Regions from separate parts of the Homo sapiens genome. Here region 1 is linked to region 2. A link is an interaction called in ENCODE POLR2A ChIA-PET data of the cell type or tissue named here. Cell type or tissue: Panc1. All regions are shown on one strand. Links, peaks and the distances in the headings refer to the core of each region. The heading gives the core; the rest is flanking DNA.

Region 1 (10,778 bases), core at 2,687-5,186, 98 kb before region 2:
GGCCAGCCTTTAAATTCTTGCTTTCCCAGATTTGATCTGACAAAGATGCTTTGTTTGACCAAACTTTAGTCAGGCTCCTGAATCTTCTCCTACATTTATCTGTACACTTCCTTGTAAAGACAAGTTTAGCAAGAACCCGGCTAAATTGGTTTAGCCAGAATCCCCCACCCTCCATATCTGATCCCTCTCCATATCTGATTGGGTTCCTCATCCTCCACCATCCCCAGGTGATGTGTGATCACCCTGCCCTGTCTTCAGCAAAAATCCTGTTAAGCTAGAGTCTCCCTTATCCCACCCGCCAACCCCCACCCTGCTCCTGGCTATAAATTCCCACTTGCCCACACTGTATTCAGAAGTGAATCCAGGTCTACACTGTGATCTCTTTTCCCCTAGTGAGATAGTCATAAACAGAAACCTGTTTTTACCACTTCAATTACTGTCTAGCTCTGGTTTTACCTTGTCAGTACATATGGCTGCCCTTCATTTAAGAGTCACCTCAAAAAGACCACTCAGTCACAGTCTTTAAATTCTTTATATTTTAATTGTGTAAGTACCTTGCCTCTCTGGTATCTTGTTCCCAAACATTTCTTCAGCTGGACCACTTAAGCCAATGAAAGAGCGAATCTATTTAACATTGATTCCATTAGCTTTGGTTTCCTGAACTCCTTTCCAAATTGGGGAGATGATGGGAAAAGGAGCACCTCTCCATAGCCTTCTCGGACCTGCCACAGGAGAGGCAGGGGAGCTGTGGTTGTTCTCCCACACTCTCATTTGAGTGTGACCTTGTCTCCCCACCCCAATCCTACACATGAAGATAGCAGAGAAGTAACATACCTGTATAAACTTAATAAGAGCGTCTCTCAATGGACCTAGTGGAGCCTGTATCCCCTACCCATAAATAGATTAGTCTTGCATCCTGGCAAGAACCCTGGATTTATAATCATGGGCCCTGCCTCTTGTTGTGACATTTCAGATAATCACTTAGCCTCCTTAGACCTCAATTCTTCATTTTTAAAAGCAGGATTAGCCTAAAATATTTTAATGTTCTCTGTAACACTAAAGACTGGAAAGCACTATACAAACATGAAGAATGACTGGTCTCCCTGGAAAATGCCTTCCTTTCCCCACAGCACAAGCTGGTAGAAAGTTTCTGAGAGCAAAAGTCCCTAGGGAAACAGAAAAGGCCAGCAGATCACAGATCACATTCAAAACAGAAGAGGCTGCAAACCTCCCCAGTCATGTCTTATTTGTGCAGAGTATCTCCTGAAACCTTGGTGGAGACATGAGAATCTCCTGAAGTTACCTTCTCAATGGAAGAATCTAAGCATCAATTGTCCTTAAGTCATATCAATGAAAATCTTAGGCCTGAACTGGAAGCTCCTAATATAGTAACCGATGTAGTAACTGGCCCTTTTAGAGGGCAGAATATGTCAAGAATTGACTACAGAACTAATAGTGCAACCTCTGCTCTATCGTCCAAAGCTATTTTGGGTCTTAAGCCATAAGTGCAATTAAAAAAAATCAATGCTTTCAACAACTGAAAGTCAATTGAGTTACTTAAGCTTTCCCCCAACATATATGGCCATTGACTCTCCAGGAGTCTGACTACAGCATTTGGGCCTTGTGCAGACACCAAACTACTTAGCTAGCAGATAAAGATATAGGGAGCTCTAATCATCCAATCAAGAAACTATTAAAGTATGGGTCATAAATCTTCACTTCTGTCACAGTTCACCAAGGACAAAGTCTGATAACCTTTCGTCCTCACTGAGAGGCAGCTTTATGGAGCTGGAATGACTGAGGGTCCTGTTTTGCCTTGTCTTAGCTGTAGCCTAAGGTGTGGTGCATAAGCATCATCAGAGAACTTTTGTTTCCATAACTGAAAGGGAGTCTTCTTTCCCCAAAGGTACCCAGGAGGTTTTTGCCAGTGTAGCCCCTCAGCCTTAATCCTGAGTGTCTTCCACCTCCAGGAACACTGCCTGTGACCATGAGCAGGCTCCCGAGGACTCCTTGAGTCCTGCCCCTCACTCACAGAGCTGTGAGTGTCAGAGGATGGAGGAGCAGTGTCTACCCCTGGACCTGAGCTCACTGAGGGTCTGTCCTGTGGCCAGAGTACCCTGGGGGTAAACTGACAGGGGCAGGGTGCTCCAGGCACCTTGGGCCCCATCCCAGCACCACTAGCACTGAGATCAATAGCTCAGCATACATTCATTACGCATTCCAACATACCAGTTGGGAAGCTCTGCTGGAGACCCTCTGCCCTCTAAGCCACGGTCATGGTTTCCTCATCTGCAAAATGGGAGAATAATACCAACACCACTGGGTGATTGACTCCATGAGATAATTATGGCAGCCAAGTGCCCAATACAGTGCCTGACACACAGCAGGTACTCACCTATGGTGGTGCATTTCCCTAGCCTCTCCCTCCACTCTAAAGTCCAACTGCTGAAGTCCCTAAGAAACACCTGATATTCCAGTTCCAGAGTGCTATGATCTATCAATATCCAACCCTTGAAAGAGAACTGTAATGAATAGTTCAGTTCAGCTTTTCCTTTGTTAAGGAAAACCATCCAAGTTGAAAGTAAAGCAAAAAGATTACTGCATGCCTTTCCAATGTCATACAAGAGCATTTTCTAACAAGCCCACCTACAGGTTATCTGACATTCTGTAACACAGGTTCTCAAAGTATGGTGCCTGGACCAGAAGCATCAACACTGTTATAAACACAAATTCTTAAGCACCACTCCAGACCTATTAAATCAGAAACTCTGGGATTTCTGTAATTAACAAGCTGTCCAGGATTGGTGTACTGGTCTAAGGAAACATGACTTTCCTCTGTTCTAAGTAAACATAATTTTGTGCTTACAAAAGTGCCTGACACAAAGTAAATGCTACATAAGTACTGGCTGTCATAAATTAGCCTATGTAAATGTAAAATCGTGATGGTATATACATTGGAGCAAAAGGCATGGGCAGAGGACTAAAGATCTCTGAGTGGAAGCCTCAGGGCTGACCCAAAACTGTCACAAACAAGCAGGCAAAAATCAGAGAGGCACAGACTAATGTGGTTGTCTGTAGTTAATGAGCAAGGGGAAATCAGAGGCAGGGTATGGATGAGACAGACACAGCTGGAATGAAGTCTTTTTTTTTTTAGACAGGGTGTCACTCTATCACCCAGGCTGGAGTGCAGTGGTACAACCCTAGTTCACTGGAACCTTCACCTGCTGGGCTGAAGTGATCCTCCTGCCTCAGCATCCCCAGTAGCTAAAACTATAGGCACGCACACATCTGGCTAATTTAATTTTTTGTAGAGATGGGGTCTTGCTATGTTGCCCAGGCTGGTCTTGAACTTCTGGCCTCAAGCAGTCCTCCTGCCTCGGCCTCCCAAAGTGTTAAGATTACTGGCATGAGCCACCGTGCCCAGCCAGATGAAGTCTTAAGATCATACCTGGGAAGTCTTCAAGCTTTCTGGAGCAAGTTTGACCTTTTAGCTGAGAAGATGTTGGTCTCTGCTGGCTGACACTTCCAAGTCTGAAAGGTGTCAGGCCTACCTGTCTGTGCTTGTCTCCCCTGTTGCTGGCTGTGTTCCATTTCTCACAGCTCTCCAATAGCCTCGGGATGGTGCCACTGTTATCTCTGGGGGCATGAAGCAGGCAGCATAGAGCAGATGAAGTTTAATCCTGGAGCCCACTTGTATTAGTTTGTTTGGACAGCCATAGGAAAATAACATGGACCAGGTGGCTTATAAACACCTGAAATTTATTTCTCACAGTTCTGGAGGCCAGGAAGTCCAGGATCAAGGTACCAGAAGATTCTGGTGAGGGTCCATTTCCTGTTCTCTCTGCATCCTCACATGGTAGAAGGGGTAAGCCTAGCCCTCTGGGGTCTCTTTATAAGGGCACTAATCCCATTCATGAGGATTCCACTCTCATGACCTGATCATCTCCCAGAGGCCTCACCTCCTAACCATTAACATGGGGATTAGGATTTCAACATATAAATGTTGGGGTTGGGGGACAAAGACATTCAGGCCATGGAACCACCCACCATCCTGCTCAGGTAACTTCCTGGCTCTCACAGCTTCACAGGGTTGAGGTCAGTTCCTTCTAAGGTCTGGGGCCAGAGCCCTAAGAGCCAAGTTTTCAGTGGGGGCACTGTTAACTGATGTAAGAGATGGCTGGTTATAATGATCATCCTGGACAATACAAACATGAGGCTCATGGTCATACATACACCACGTACTAGCAAAAATCTGGTTCCTTCTCAAGTGGGTTGATCCACTTACAAATGGCTGCATAAACAACAAAAACTGGATTCGGGTATTTTTTTTCTTTTTTAGTTATTATTATTTTTTATTTTTTAGAGACAGGGTCTCACTATGTAGCCCAGGCTGGTCTCGAGGTCCTGACCTCAGGCAATCCTCCTGCCTTGGCCTCCCAAAGTGCTCAGATTATAGGCATGAGCCATTGTGCCCAGTCCTGGCTTTGGTTATAAAATTAATTTTATAAATACTGGAATTCCAGCCAAGCACGGTGGCTCACACCTATAATCCCAGCACTATGGGAGGCTGAGGCGGGTGGATCACTTGAGGCCAGGAGCTCAAGACCAGCTGGCCAACATAGCAAAACCCCATCTCTACTAAAAATACAAAAATTAGCCAGTCATGGTGACACACACCTGTAATCCTAGCTACTCAATAGTCTGAGGCACAAGGATTGCTTGAACATGGGAGGCGGAAGTTGCAATGAGCCGAGATTGCATCACTGCACTCTGGCCAGGGTGACAGAGTGAGACTTGGTCTCAAAAAATAAATAAATAAATAAAGACTGGAATTCCATTTGAAACATAAGTTTGAAGAGAAATCATGTTGATAAGAGAGTCCCTTTCTTAAATGCTTGAAAGTTCTGTATTCCTTATATTTCAAATCATTGCCAATTAATGCAGTAATGACAGTGGGGTTGTTTTAAAGTGATTTAACTGTTTTGTAATCACTGAAAATAATTTTTAAGTTAAATTTTTTTTTTTCAAAGCATGGACTATTCCAAGCTGTTGAGAAAGGGGAGGAAGGAAGGGCAGAGGGGAGTACATCAGCAAATTGAGACTTGCCCGCCACTATTGCTGGGTATATTCTGCTACATACAGCTGCCATAAGGGGCAACTAAGGAATAATTGCAAAGCTTGGTGGGTTGAGGAATGTCTGTACAAAGCATGCATTATAAGGCAGGGCATGGTGGCTCATGCCTGTAATCCCAGCACTTTGGGAGGCCGAGGCAGGCGGATCACTTGAGGTCATGAGTTTGAGATCAGCCTGGCCAACATGGTGAAACCCCATCTCTACTAAAAATACAAAAAATTAGCCAGATGTGGTGGTGCATACCTGTATTCACAGCTGCTTGGGAGGCTGACGCAGGAGAATCACTTGAACCCGGGAAGCAGAGGTTGCACTGAGCCGAGATCGAGCCATTGCACCCCAGCCTGGGCAACAGAGCAAGACTTCATCTCAAAAAAAACCCAACCAAACAAGCAAACCCAAACAAAAAAACATGCATGAGAGAGAGAGAGAGCGGGGAGGGGGGGGGGGGAGGAAATGGTAGAGATACTAATTATAGGTAGTCCTGCTTGGCTTAGAGATATAGGTATATGTAAACATGTGTAGTAATATTTCACAGTATTTCACAGTTTTCCAAATGCTTTTGCATAACATTCAAGGGATACTTAGTGAGCTTTTACTATATGTAAGGTATTAGGTCTACAAGGAGGACTTAGAGGCCCCTGCCCTCAAGCAGTGCACTTTCTAGTTGCACTAGAAACATCCAAATGAATTTTTTGCTGTGGTCAGTATGATAACCTGTTGTAGATATATGTATAGCGAAGTTAAGATTGGAATCTCAGTGTATTTATTCATTTATTTTTTTACAGTTCCGCATTGATCAGCCCAATGAAATTTCAGTTTAATTTACCCTTTATAAAGAGGATAATTAGGGAAGTAACTGGGAACACCAAGTCTGGAATCAAACTGCCTAGATCCAAATTTCAGCTATATTGCTTACTAGTTGTGTGATCCTGAACAAATAATTTAACTTCTCTGTGCCTCCGTCTGTAAAACAGGGATAGTAATGGTACCCATCTCAGAGGGGCAATTGTAAGGATTAAATGAGTTAAGAATGTATGTAAGGCACTTTGAAGAGATCTTGGCACAGAGTAAGCACTACATGGATTTCCTATTCTATTTTTATTTATTTAGAGATCTACTTGAGAGGATATTTCATTCATCCCTAGTGGATGGAAAAACAACATTGCAAGAAAATGGAAACAGGGAGGAAGCAGGTTTGTATGGTTATTTGGTCAATTTGCTGCCCTAGAAAAATACACTGGCATCCTAATGGATGCTAGGGCGTGATTTCTAGATAAGTCAACAGAAATTGCTCTTAGCTAGCACTATTCCTGAGCTTATGCTCTGGCATAGTGCCCACACCTTTACCCCTCTGTGATCTGATGCCCCAGGGAGCAGAAGATGAATGCCATTATCCAAGCCAACCAAGCCAGTTAGGATCCATACTAGTGGGGGATAGAACACACACAAAAAAACAACCTGATGGGAGAGGCCTGCAAATAGAACTTTTAACCCTGACAGACATCCACGATAAGTGAGTTCCATGGCTGGAAGCCATCACTCCATCTGTCTGACAAGTCATTCAAAAAAGTTCACCATCTTCAGGTCTTTAAAGATGAATGCTTATCAGGCCAAATGGCCGGAGCCGTGTGTTGAAGCCCAGAGTCCCTGACTTCCCTTCTCCACTCCGATGCCCCTTCTAAAAAGTCATCTAAGGAAGTCACTTAACCACTCAGTTTCCGTATCCACACAAAGAAGAAAGCATTCGGTGCCCTTTGTTCCTCCTTATCACCCTAGAGAGTTTACAGTGTCTGTGTAACTAGTGCTCTGAAGATGCAAAGAATCCTAACTAAAGTGTCCAATATTGCAGAGACCACCAAAATGCCTGGTTAATTTACTTTGGAATCATTGATGTTTCAGGAATTTGAATAAATGAGTGATGTGGAGGTAGGTGTTAGGTCTGGTCTCTGGGAATCTGGCAGTGTAAGGAGAGAAAATCCTGAATACATCCTTCCTAAAAGACACTTTCTCAAGTATTAATGCTATCTTCTTGTTCATGGGCCTATACATACATATTCTGGCTCACTCATGTATTAAAGTAATTTCTTTCATTTACTCTGCCCATTGTGCACAGTAAATATGAAGTGATGCTGTTGCTGAAAGTAGTGCTTTTTGGAAACTGCCTCAGTATAAAACAAGTCTTCCAAGTTTTGAAGCCACAGGGTGTAGTAAGGAGCACACAACCAGGCCTTCTTTACCACTCCAAGTAGAGGGTCTGAGCAAGAATGGGAAGATTGGAAGTAATAGTAGAAAGATAAAGCAAAAAAAAAAAAAAATTGAAGGCTGGGCACAGTGGCTCACACCTATAATCCTGACATTTTGGGAAGCCAAGGCGAAAGGATCACTTGAGCCCAGGAGTTCAATACCACCCTGAGAAATATAGTGGGAATCCATCTCTACAAAAAAATAAATAAATAAAATTAAAAAATTATCCAGGCATGGTGGCATGCACCTGTAGTCCCAACTACTCAGAAGGCCGAGGTGGAAGGATCACTTGAGCCTAGGAAGTCGAGGCTGTAGAGCAATGGCACAACCACAGTTCACTGCGCCACTGCACTATAGCATGGGCCACAGAGCAAGAACTTGTCTTAAAAAAAGAGAATTGAGGCCGGGCGCGGTGGCTTACGCCTGTAATCTCAGCACTTTGGGAGGCCGAGGTGGGCAGATCACGAGGTCAGGAGATCGAGACCATCCTGGCTAACATGGTGAAACCCTGTCTCTCCTAAAAATACAAAAAATTAGCCGGGCGTGGTGGCGGGCACCTGGAGTCCCAGCTACTCAGGAGGCTGAGGCAGGAGAATGGCATGAACCCGGGAGGCAGAACTTGCAGTGAGCCGAGATCGTGCCACTGCACTCCAGCCTGGATGACAGAGCAAGACTGTCTCAAAGGAAGGAAGGAAAGAAGGAAGGAAGGAAGGAAGGAAGGAAGGAAGGAAGGAAGGAAGGAAGGAAGGAAGAAAATTGAAATGGGATCATCTTAGTGGTCTACTTTTGGGGTTTATCTATGTACTTCCTGTTTGATCAAACAATGCTGAGGTTGACAGTGCTTCTGATATTATCGTGCAGCAGAGTAATACAGATTTCTGGGCCCACCCTAGTAATTTTCGGTGTCTATATGTGCAGGCATCCTGAGGATACAAGATGTACATCTGAATTGTTTGTCCTGCCACAAACAATTCAGTGGTTTCCCACAGCTCTTAGAATACGGACCAAATAAGTCCAGGCTAATGATTCTTAACCCTGGATGCTTTACCTCAGGAACTTTAAAAAACTACCCATATCTGGCCTGGCACAGTGACTCACACCTGTAATCCCAGCACTTTGGGAGGCTGAGGCAGGCAGATCACCTGAGGTCAGGAGTTCAAGACCAGCCTGACCAACATGGAGAAACCCCATCTCTACTAAAAATATAAAATTAACTGGGCGTGGTGGCACATGCCTGTAATCCCAGCTACTTGGGAGGCTGAGGCAGGAGAATCGCTTGAACCCGGGAGGTGGAGGTTGCAGAGAGGTGGCAGTGAGCCGAGATCACACCACTGCACTCTAGCCTGGGAGATAGAGTGAGACTCTGTCTCAAAACACAACAAAACAAAAAAACTACCCATATCTCTCCCCCTCTCTCCCAGTTGAATCGGAATCTTTGTGGGTGGGGCCTAGGGGCTAAATGTTGCAAAAGCCTCATGGTCTGGCACGTCTTGCCTCTCCAGTCTCAGCTCCACCGCCCACCCCTCCCTTGCTCTGCTCGCCCTAACTGGCTAAGTCCTGGTACCAGACACAGTCCAGGGCTTTTGCACAGGCTGTTCTCCTCATTGGCTTACACATCCATACCCTGACCTCTCAGACTATATCAAATTACACACTCTCCTAGCACCAGACGCTTGCCTCCTTAGCACATTTTGTAGTTGCATTGTGTGATCCTTGGATTAATGTCAGCCTCCTCACTGGGCTGTGAAGTTTTTTGCAATTAGAGGCTGGTTGGTTTCTGCGCACTGTTGTGTCTTCCCCAGCGCCAATGCAGGGCCTGACAAATAAGAAGTGCTCATTACTTATAACAAATATGGGAAACAAATGGCAGGATGGAAAATCCCAATATTCTCTGTCACAGATTTTAAGAGATTAAAAAAAAAATCTATTTTTTAAAAGTCATGTAAATCTAAGGAAGTATTGTCACAAAACATTGGACCCCATTTAATCTTAGCTACAGTTCCCCTAGCCAAGCTTCAAAGACAAGCATCATTTGGAAAATAAAATTACAGAACTAATATAACAAGCCATATCCTGCTGAAAGTTATTTTGGGAGGTGCCTACAAAAGGAGGGTTGTACGCTGCCTTTTCAATGCCTAGATGGGGATCTGCAATTTGAGGCCTCTCCTCCGGAGAGAATATTTTCTGAAAGAAGAGTTAGACCAACTGATAACTGCACAGCAGAGCCTGGATCTGCTCCCATACTGCTTCCAATGGGGCCTCTCTGTCAGATAGTCAGTTAGTTCATAACTACCATCTGTTGCTAATCCAGAAATGCAAATCGACATGACTTCGGTTCACATATTTGTAGGCTGAAACATCAGAGAGCTTACACCTGCCAGAACCACCTCTTCTTTAGACCTCTGAAAAAAGCCGAAGCTGGCAATCCTAAGCAGAGGTTTCCAGACTAAGCTGAAATGCACAGCAGATAAAGTTAATTCACAAAACGAAGAACGGTCTGTGTAGGGGGTGGTGGGCTGTAGATTCCAGATTCAAGACGCATAGAAATTGATGCATTTGGGATATATGTATTTGAAAGACTGGAGGCAAGTAGGAAAGGTAATACAAGATTTTAAAGTTATAAATTAGCTCTAGTTCTCTCTTCTCTGTCCTCGACTATTAAAATGCTCCTGCTTAGGAGGTGGAGGATTCAGGAGGCCTGTGGCACTAAATTGCAGTTACAGAACATATTGCTACATACCCATCTTCCACCCTACCACAAAAGTCCATGAGAGGTAGGGAGACACTGGCCTGCAGCAATTATTTTCACTAAATAAAACCAGCTGTTTCCTAGACCTGGAACTGCACAAAACTATGACGTTTGGCCTTAGCATCCTGCCACTCCCCTCCAGAAGCCTCTGTGTCTTCCCAGCCAGCCACAAGTGTCAGAGGGCCTCAAGCAGCCATCGAGAATGCCCAGGGACCAGATTTGGGCTCCAACCTCTAAGACACCCATTTCCTTCTAACATAAAAGGAAGGTAATTAATTCTTACCCTGCAGGGCCATTTGGGAGGGTTCTATAAAACAACAATTGTCAAATCCCAGTTGGCACCCAGTGAATGTTAATTTCGTGTGTGAAATACATTCTCCTCAATATCAAAACTTCTAGTGTCTTGGTAATCTACTCTCAAGTGGATATGAAATCATCTGAGAATCTAATTTACACGGCAGTGTGAATGACTGAAAATGGATTTCCCTATCAACTTCTCGGTGTAGACGGCTGAACAAAAAAAAAGACATTTAGAGAAGTAAATTCCCAGTGTAGGGTCTAAATACCAGGGACAGTGCAGTGTAGTAAACACCAGCCTAGACCTGGGAGCCAGGCTTCCCAGGTTCCAATCCTGCTTCCATCCCTAGCTGC
Region 2 (10,778 bases), core at 4,798-7,297:
GACCCCTCAGCCTCTTAAAACAGGAGTTTTTCTGTAGCTAACATAAGCTGCTCTCAGCAAGATGCACATTAGCACTTAATGCTCAGGTGGGTGAGGGGGAACACTCAATGGAACACTTGGTGTATCCACTGCAATCCTGATATTGGTAAAAAGTCACTTCTCATCTGGCTTTAAAGTAGGTCCAGCTTCTCATTTTAACCTGTTTGCCAAGTCCCTAGTTTTTACTATAGCTCTCGTGTCATCTTTGATTGCACCGGTAATGTAGGGATGCTCAGCCTGGACCCCAGACTTGGAGGCCCTAGAGAGACAGATAATCAGGCCAAGGGGGTCCCAGGAAAGGCTTGAGCAGAGAGCATCCAGCTGCCCCTGTCCTTTCTCATTCGCTTACCCTTGATATCTTCCTGAACTGGTATGTTAGGTTCTCAGAGTACTAACTCTCAAACTTCACTGTACATTAGAATTACTGGGGAACTTTTTAAAATCCAGAAATTCAGGCTGTACCCCAAACAATTAAATTAGGCATGAATTAAAACAACAAAAGTAACCCCTCCAGGTGATTCCAGTGTGCAGCCACATTTGAGAACCAATGTGTTAGTTGATGGAATGAAAAATCGAGTGCAGTTACTTACTGGGTTGACTTTTGTGCGGTCACCAACTCTTATCATCTGAGGATCACACAGGACACAATGTCACCCCTATGGGGCCACACTGCCTGTTCTGGTCACTAGTGAGGTCTCAGTGGCATATAGCCATTTTAACAGCTCTTTTTCCTTTTTACCGTGAAACATTGACAGAGATAGAGTAGTATATGCCCCCACCCCATGTACTCATCACCCAGCTGTCATTCATGTCTCCTCCGCCCCACACACACACTTTTTCTTGTATGGAGGGGGTGGACTGCAGTATTTTAAAGCAAATCCCTGACATATAATTTCATCTATAAATACTTCAGTATGTATTTCTGAGAGATAAGGACTTTAAAACAAGAACCGCAATACCATGATCACACCTAAGAAAATTAACAGTAGTTCTTTAATCTCATCTAATACCAAATCCATGTTCTATTTTCTCCAATTTGTCTGAAAAATACCTTTATACATTTGGTTTATTCCAATTAAAGCCCAAACAAGTGTTACTCACTTTTAGTAGTTTGACTTTAACCCCAGGGTAATTAAACTGTCATTGTGTACACAGGTAACGATGCATATGCACTTCTGAAAAGAGGTGTCAATGGAATTTGGCTCAGCTGATGTTTACTGGATGGGCTCTCTCCTCCTTCCTTCCTTAGCCCTTCTGGTGGGATCTTGACATGTTACAGAGGAAATGCTAATTGAAGCCCCAGCCACAACCACTTCTGTGCTCTGCTTCTGCCTGAAGGCATGTTCCCTTTGGTAAACTTAGAATAGAACCTTCAGGATGCATGTGGAAAGAGAGTATGAGTCAGCTCCGTGGACAGCTTAGAATTTCCTGCCCCTTTGCTGGAGGCTGTGTCTGAGAAGTGCTGGGACTGCCCCCGGGCTCCTCTTTGGTCTCTGCTGAGGACTGCCGCTTTGACAGTTACCTAGGGAGTTGCCCAGGACTTGTGTTCTGATGGAAGGACCAGCCAACACCCACACAGCCTTCCTTTCCTTGGTGTGCAGATGGCTCTATGCAGTCTTATCTCCAGCTGGGCATCTGGGTTCAGGTCAGACGATGACCAGGAAAGGAGGGGGTGAGTTTCTGCCCTCTGAGGTAACACCTACCACCTCATCAGTCATTGCTTTGCCACAGTGTTCCCCCTCTATGAGACCGAACACTGTTAGAATTTCTTAGAGTCAGACGCTGCAGCTTTAATGGGTGATGAGGCTTTGGGGGGTCGGCAAGAGGAGGATAAGGATGGAGAATGGGCAGCCTAAATAATCAAACTGTATCACTCCTTTCACAAATACCAATCCAGTGCTACCACGTATGCATCATTCATTATCCTGACCCAACAAATCTAAATTTGGTTTTATTTTTCTGTAGCTTTTTTCTTCTTTAGAAGGGCTTTGTCTTGATTTCAGATGGGTTTACAGTTGCAAGATTTTCTTCTGTCTTTGTATCATGGTTAGATGGTTACAGAGCAGTAAACAAGCATCTTAATATGTAAAGGCAACTCTAATGTATAAGGTTATTTATCACAGGATTATTTTTAACAGCAAAAAGTTTGGAAAACACTAAATGTTCATTAATAAGAAACTAGTTAAATAAATCATGGTACATCCCTATAGTGGAATATTGTGCAGATATAAAAGGAAATGAATTAGTTGTGTTTCAATATGGAAAGATTGTGGCCAGGCATGGTGGCTCACGCCTGTAATCTCAGCACTTTGGGAGGCCGAGGCAGGCGGATCATGAGGTCAGGAGATCGAGACCATCCTGGCTAACACGGTGAAACCCCGTCTCTACTAAAAATACAAAAAATTAGCCGGGCATGGTGGCGGGCGTCTGTAGTCCCAGCTACTCAGGAGGCTGAGGCAGGAGAATGGCGTAAACCCGGGAGGCAGAGCTTGCAGTGAGCCGAGATTGCGCCACTGCACTCCAGACTGGGCAACAGAGTGAGACTCCATCTCAAAAAAAAAATATGGAAAGACTGTGAAGAGATAAACAGCAAGGTCTAGAACATGTGAATAACGTGCTTGCTACCTTTTTTGTGAGATGAGTTTGGGAGAGAATACATATTAATATTTGCATAAACCCTAGAAGGATACACAAAGCAACCTTTAAGAAATGGGTACCACTGGCATGTTGGGTAGGAGAAGGAATGGGGCAGATGGGATGGTGGGAGTACGCCTTTGTATTTTGATTTATGAATCAAATCAATATGATACCTATACAGAACAATTAATAAAATTAAAAAGAAAAATGCATCTATCTTTACATTGTACAGATAAATTAATGGCTTCATTATGCCCCAGTTAATCTGTTTTGTAAGCTTCTGGCCACTGCTTATCCACATTTAAACAGTCCAGAATCTGCTCTGAAACGGACCCATGGAATGCCGTGCCCTGTTCTTCCCATGATGCTTTCCTCAGCAACAGATAATAAATACATGGTTGGCTCCTGGAGCCCATGGGCGTTTCCCCTTCTTCACCCTGAAATATAAACTGAGCTGACAGCCTCTAAAGTTTAACTGTAGGGAACAGGGAAGGCAGGTGCCTATGTCCCACAACATAGTGGGCTGCTGTCTTCTTTCTTCGGAGGAGGTGTGGTGGGAGGATAGGGAGCACAAGAGCATGGCCTCCTCTCCCACCCCAGTCTCTCTTGCTTACCTGTTGGCATTCTGTGCACCATATTGTCTGTATGTTTGTGTTTATTTCCAGCTTGTCCTGAGTGGTAGCAAAATCTCTCTGAGCTGAACTGGTCCCACCCTGGTAGCTTTGGAATGTTCAAATGTTAAGACTTGCTCTTCACACTCCACACATTCTTAGCATCGGGGGCTCATGGGAAACAAACAAATGAAATCCGTGGAACTCCTTTCTCCATCTTGAGTGGAGAAAGAGGCAGAGAAGATCTTTGGGGAGACTTGAAACAAAGAACCGTGAGAATGAACCTTGTTTAAAAGTTTAAAAGTGTTCTGAAAAATGAAATTCAAGGACACTTGGGATCTATTCTCGGCTCTGCCACAAATGTACCTTTTCTATTTTATTCTGGTTTGTGCATTACTATTAGGTTTCTACCTACAAAATAGGTAGAGCCCACATTGACTGTCCATTCCCCCTACTGTTTCGTCTTAGCCAGCTGACACTTACTTTAATGAAACTTGAGAGCTGTCCTTTTAATGCCAGCTAAATGAAGAGAGTGGGTAAGCCCTCCTCCTTTGGCCCTTTTCTTCCTTGAATGAGGACTACGTGAGTACTATTATGAGGATGAGTGCTGGTCAGTTGAGATTTGATCAGGGACTTGTCATCTCCCCTACAGATCTCTGTCCCTTTTGAATAGGGCTATACACACAGTGGAAATCACATGTGGTCACAGCTACCTGAGACCGGCATACAAGCCTTCGCCTCTTCCTCCAGTGCTGGGAAGAGTTAATGTTCCTGTGATGGAGTGCCAGTTGAAGTCATTGACTGGCATTTAAGAGCCATGTTGACACATGAGTATGTGCTGCAACTTTAAATGCTTGAGGCACATCAGGGGTGGCAAGGCACGTGGGCAGGGGCCCCCAAGTCTCAGCCAACTCCAGGGTATGTGTTCTTCAGAGGAAGGGCCTCTACTCTCTAAATGTTCTCAGGCTCTTGCTGAGTGTGCGTTGTTCAATTGGAAAGGGTAACTGTGCACCTATGAGACACCCCTGTAAAACACTCATCTGCCACACACAGCAAGCTTCTTTTCTTGGTGAGGTGCTTTGGATACCCGCTTCTCTCCCCTCTCCCAGCAAGCTGTATTAGGCTCACTCTTGGGGATACCTGAGAGGAGGAGATACTCGAAACAAGTTGGGTGCTCTCCACACATGCCTCCCCTATGCAGAATGCAGGTAAGCCATGGGCAGGAAGTTGGGCCCCAAGTCAGTCGTCTGTAAGCTTTATCTGATAGTTTCCCATCTATTAACCAGTGAGCCCTGACTCACCTTCACTGGCCTATTTTTAAAATTTCTGTTAGAGCTGAAATGTTTGTGGCAGAGCCAGGAAGAATTTTCAAGTATTTAGTAACTTTGGCTGCCCTGCTGGTGATTTATTTAACCTGCCACCTGAGAATTCTCATCCAGGTAAATATCCTAGATGTGATCATCTACTTTTCTTATTCTGGAATCATGAGAAACCAGAAAGTTAACTGTGACAGAATTTTGGGATTTGTTTTAGTTAGGTAGCTAATTCTTAGTAAGGAACAATGAGTTTAGAATCTGAATTTAGAATCTTAGTAATGAACAATGAATTTAGAATTTAGAACAATGAATTTAGAATCAGGCCCAGTTCTGGCTCCTGCAGTTAAATTTGTACAAGGAACTTGATCAACAGCTGTAATTTTCTCTTCCATCAAGTGTGCTTGGTCTGGACCTAGGTATTTCTGAAGTCCAGTTTAGAATTCCAGGCAGCTCTTCTAGTTCTGTAGTTAATGTCTAAGGTTCATAAGGTGTGAACCCCATAAATTATTTATTTGCCCCTCTGGGAAGCTGAACGAAAGCAGAAGAAAATAAAATCTTGCTAAGCCCTGTGCACAATCTCTTTTGTTTTTATCAGGAATGAATAAATAGAAAAACGGGAATGTTATTTTCCAGTAATTTTTTAAATGGATCTCAGTGGCGAAAAGTACGTTAAGTTAGCAAACGTGCCTCACATACTGTGGATGCCTGTAAGACTCTTACATTCGTCTGCCTAGATGTATTTCAGGTGAATGTTTTTCTTTGCATTTGCTAAATTTTCTGTAGTGAATTTATCACTTTTTGTAATGAAGAAAAAAATACACATCACAGAAGTTTGCTGTTGTCATTTCCTCCCCTCATGTAATCCTTATCTCTACCCCCTGTAGAAGCCAATAAAAGATAATCTGTGTTTGTTGAATGAATGAAGAAACCCAGTCTACCGTGGGTTTACCATGTGCCAAATGCAGAGCTACAAAAGGAAAAATGAAAAAGAAAAGACCTAGAGAATCTCAAGTCCAGTGGCAAAGATGACATGCAAGTCATAGCAAAATGCTGTAATTGTGGCACCAATTGCCATGAAGACAGAAGAGATTGTGCTATAGACTCTGTCTCCCCATCTTGGGTCTTTGTTTGGGATAAAAGTCCAGTGTAATTCTAAAACTCAGTGTTTGCATATTACATAACCATAGCTAATATTGACATTAGCTGCTGCTGTTGACTAATGTTTGTTTGTAAGGAAAAGTGAGTTCTAGCTTTGGGGTAAGATCCACATCCTTTTGGACTGGTGTGTGAGTTTGGTGTGGTCTCTTAGATCCAGCATCAGGGACATAGCTTTCCTCCCAATCCATTGGTCTTGATCCACCAACAGTGCCCAGCTTTCTTTCCACTCCCCTCTTCTTTATGGGGTACTTTTATTGTTAGGCAGTTTTCTCATTTCGCTGTGTTGGAGCTTCAGGTACTAAACTAGTTTAAACCCTGCATTTTCTAGACAAGGAATTTGAAGCACAAAGAAGTTAAGTGACTCTACCTCAGGTTGTATAACTAGTGGCAAAGCTAGGCCAAAGCTACTGCCTCTCAATAGAATAAATTTGCAAGATTTCTAACTCCATTAATTATGGGCTGTTTACCTAGGAGAATGATTAAAAAGTATTGTTGAAAGTTCTTAGAAGACATTTCCATGTCCACAGCTGTATAGGCATCTGACAAACAGATAGCTTCCATGTGAAAGGTTTACTTAGCTAGGAAGCTGTCTTGGATAAGTTTTTTGTGGCCAGCATCAAGGTGAGTAATAGATTTCTCTGCTTAAGACTATTCTTAGAATTTTACAGAGCAGCTTCAGGTCTAATTCTGGCTTAGAGGTAGGGAAACAGCAGAATGGGTTGAGTTGGCCTGAGTGGCAGATTTGGGTCTAGCATGCTTAGTCCGGTTAATGATCCTCTTGGTGCAAGTGCTCCTTAAGGAATAGGTCATTCAACTTTAAGCTGATTTCAAGCTCAGACCTCATTGTTCAGCCTGTCAGTTGCTAAATACATTAAATGGTCACTCCTTAACTCCCTTTATCTCATTTCCAGGACTTGAGTTAACCCAATCCCTTGAACTTCAAATTCCACTTCTAGATCTAGACTTGGTCTGTTTGCAACCAGGTCTGAAGCCAGGCCTTGTCCTGGTTGGTCCTCAACACTCTTTTGCCAGGCTTTAAGGGGAAACTGGTCTCCTCTCATAGACACCTGGCCTCCCATCAGCCACATAATCAGCACCCTGAATGCCGCAACCATTCCCTTTTCATTGCTAATCAAGCCCCCGGCTCTTCCCATACTTTCCCAGAGTGACTTTCCCATATTTCTAATGTATTTTGGATTCTTCCTCTCTCATCAGGCCTGCTGCATTTGTTTAACATACTGTGCAGGAGAAACTCAGACTATCTAGACAAAGCCTGCCGACTAATCCAGCCCTGATTTTCCCTCCACACAGTCCAGGAACAGAATTTACGGGTGTGATAATAGAACCCTATGGAGCACCCCACACAGAGTGGGCTTTGGGAGAATGTGAGTTCCCTTTGCCTTTCCCTAAAGAAACCTGGGCTGAAACCACAGTCCTAGCTCTGAAAGATCCTTACATTATAGAGCCTTTTTTTTTTCTTTCTTTCTTTTTTGAGACAGTCTCGCTCTGTCTTCCAGGCAGGAGTGCAGTGGTGCGATCTCTGTTCACTGCAACCTCTGCTTCCCGGGCTCAAACGATTCTCCTGCCTCAGCCTCCCAAGTAGCTGGGATTACAGGCATCCACCACACCCGGATAATTTTTGTATTTTTAGTAGAGACGGGCTTTCACCATGTTAGCCAAGCTCATTTCAAACTCCTGAACTCAAATGATCTGCCTGCCCCGGCCTCCCAAAGTGCTGGGATTAGAGGCGTGAGCCACCGCGCCCGGTTGAGCCTCTTACTTTTTTTTTTCAATCTACTTGGCATAATAGCCCATATGCATTTCATCTGCGAGAGCCAGGTCTTCTGGCTCTGGCCAAGCTGAACATCCCCAAATTAACCCTGAGCTTTGGAGAGAGCTTTATTTTACCCCCTCTGCCAGCCCGTTACACTTTAAGAAACATAGCTGAAAACTGACTTAGCTTCAAGTAAGATTTGTCACTGTGTGTACTGAAGGCCCGGCTCTACTAGGTAACAATAGAAATCATCTGCCTCCGCCGCCTCCTTGACCAGCCTTCATCATTCTCATCAGTATTTAACATAGACATTTCTCTATTGGATTGACTTCTCAAAGATGTTGATATTTTCCAGTAAGGCAGCAAGTGACCACCAGAAAGACACTGTGTATATCTAAGTACACCCCAGTTTAATCTGTTCAAACAGCTGGCTGAGGCTTCTTTTTTCAAGAGAACATAACTGAAGGCAGTTAGAATGGTTTCTTTTGTGCAAATTTCCCCTCCCAGAGACCAGTCCCAGGAGTTCCTTCAACTGCATTATCCATTAATGCTGTGGATTCATTTCCCCCAAATAAACAAGTTTTCCTGCCAAAAAAAATATTCAGTATGATTGGATGCGGGGATATGTCTTGGGACCTGATTTTGAGGCACGTTCTTCATTTTTCTGGGTTGGCCCTCATTTTCCTTACTGAGCTCTTACGGGCAGCGACAGGGTGGCTGTAGCCCTCATTTCTGAAGGCCCTCACTGCCTTGTTAATCCTGTGTGTGGCTATTCAGCCCCCTTGAAAGCATCCTTCATTTCTGTTTGCTTAGTTTCCTGCATGCCTCTTCCAGATCATCTTTCACCTCTTGCTTCAACCTCTGGGGACATGTGTGGTTTCTACATAATGCACAAATGTGACTTCGGGGGAGGGGAGGATGGCTGTGGACTCATACACTTCAGCTGGAATCACTGGACTCTGAAATAGGGGAGGTCCTTTCTGAATGGGCTGGTCAGGAAAGAGGGGAGATGGAAAGACCAACAGGCAACCTCAGGCACTGTAGATTTCCCCTCCTACCGCAAGACAGAAAGCTGTGTATGTGTTTTGCATTATAAGGAAAGTGTGAACTACAGATCCTGTGGACCAAATCACTATAAATAACACTCTTGTATCTGATTCTAAATTGGGACATTGAGGAGAATAAGGGACCAACAACCAACATTTCTGTAGGAAAAAGATCTGGTTCTTTATTCACCCAAATGTTGATCACTGGGGGTCAACGAATTTTCTCTATGAAAGTTAGATGGTAAATATTTTCAGCTTTGGGGACCGTATGGTTTCTGTCACAGCTGCTCAGTCCTGCCTTTGTAGCTCTCAAGCAGCCATAGACAGCATATAAACACTCGAATGTGTGGCTGGCCATAATTTGCCCACCTCTGAGAGAGTCTAAATTCATAAAATTTACTAATAATCATTGTCGTTGTTCACATAAATTGATGAGTGTTCTGTATGTGGCCAGGCTCTATGCTAAGTACTTGTTGCGAATGGTCGCATTTATACCATTCAAAACAATTCTGTAAGATTATTAATAGTATTGTACCCATCTTACAGGTAAGGAAGCAGAGGCTTAGAGAAGTTAAATAACATTAAGTGTAGGCAAGGTTGAATTTGGAACAAGTAAATTTCACTCCAAACTCATGCTTTATACCACTACACAATACAGTCAGCCTACAGTACCTGCATCATTGATATCCGCATTTTCTTTTAGATCCTGACATAAGCCAGTATTTGGACTTAAGTTATATACATATATAGCTAAAGTTTTGCTGTATAGTTACAGCTAGTTTTGCTTCTTACCTGCCGAGGATCAGTGCTAGGAAATGAATACATGAAGTCCTGGAGAGCTCAGAGGCAGAAGACATATATGTCCAGGCTGCTTTCCAGGTTCTAAGACCCTGTGCTCTGAAAATAGTGAGGTGGAGCCAGGCCTTCAGCAAGCTATACTACTCCTTGGAATGGCCTCACCCAGGCCCAGCACTGGCATGAGCTGCCAAGCCATTGCACACAGGTGCAGGCTCCTCAGCTGCTGGTGGCACAGAGCAGCTTCTGCTGTTTCCCTACCTCTAAGCCAGAATTAGACCTGAAGCTGCTCTGTGGTCAGGGGAGACTAGAAATTGCATAATTAAGTTGTTTTCTAAATAGTGGTATCATTAGCATGCAAGTCGACCAAACAGAAATGTCTGTTAAAGATGGTAGGAACCATGTTTTGATGCCTTTGTTGTTATAATGAGTAAAATGTGTTCTGAAGAAAACTTAGAGTAAAAGTAAAAGATCAGGGGAAAAGTATCGCATATGCTATCACCACCAAAGTTCTTTCTTCAGGCTTATTGGGATGGTAGTGGGGGTTGGGGGTGGGGATTCTGTGGTCAAATAAATTTGGAAAATGCAAGCCTAGAAAAACTTGAACAATATTCTCAGGGATATAGTATGATGTTTTCCCAAAATGTGTGCATGTGTGTGTGTATGTGTGTGTGTGTGTATGTGTATGTATGTGTCTCCCCTTATAAAAATGTTTATAAGGAATATCCTTTGAGAAACCCAAACCCAGAGGCATTTCCCAGTGTTAACACTTTGGTAAATTTCTTTATGGTCCAATATTTTTCAAATGGGTGGGCATGTCAGCAACAGTAACTGTGGTGATTATTAAATACTTAAAAAATCATTTTTTTTTGAGACATGGTCTTTTGCTCCATCACCCAGGCTGGAGTGCGGTGGTGCAAACATAGCTTACTGCAGCTTCAGCCTCCCAGGTTCAGGCTATCCTCCTGCCTCAGCTTTCTGTGTAGCTGGGACCACAGGCATGCACCACCATGCCCAGCTACTTTTTGTATTTTTTGTAGAGACAGGGTCTCACTTTGTTGCCCAGGCTGGTCTCCAGCCTCAAGCAGTCCTCCCACCTCAGCCTCCCAAAGTGTTGGGATTACGGGCATGAGCCACTGCACCCAATAATCTCTTTTTTAATTTTTTTAGGAATAGGGGTTATATATATTCATTCCTGTGTGTTTGTGAATGTTTAAGTTTATTTTGAAACAGTTCATAATTACAGAAATGTTGCAAGAACAGTATGAAGGACTCCCCTATTCTCATTTCCCCATTTGTTACCATTTTACTATCTTTGCCTTATTCTCATTGTTTGTGCATGTGTGCACACATTATTATTGCTATTATTTTTGTATTTTTCATTACTGAAATCTGAATTATA

What was found. Peaks named below come from ENCODE experiments on the same cell type or tissue, not always from the same donor. Only the 100,000 strongest peaks of a DNase experiment are listed, where the experiment ranks them.
Region 1: POLR2A ChIA-PET joins it to region 2 with 7 read pairs; 3 of 35 experiments call an interaction of 5 or more read pairs at or near these places.

What each region holds. Positions count from the first base shown.
Region 1 is chr2:65,464,211-65,474,988 of GRCh38, reverse strand. No RefSeq gene overlaps it. Among named protein-coding and RNA genes, the nearest start is that of SPRED2, 37 kb to the right of the region's middle. In Panc1, for the core only: no CTCF peak of the experiment used is centred there; no DNase peak of the experiment used is centred there.
Region 2 is chr2:65,368,546-65,379,323 of GRCh38, reverse strand. All of the region lies in intron 1 of SPRED2 (sprouty related EVH1 domain containing 2), which reads left to right. Among named protein-coding and RNA genes, the nearest start is that of SPRED2, 59 kb to the left of the region's middle. RefSeq lists an enhancer at 1,019-1,600. In Panc1, for the core only: no CTCF peak of the experiment used is centred there; no DNase peak of the experiment used is centred there; H3K27ac peaks cover 1,626 bases.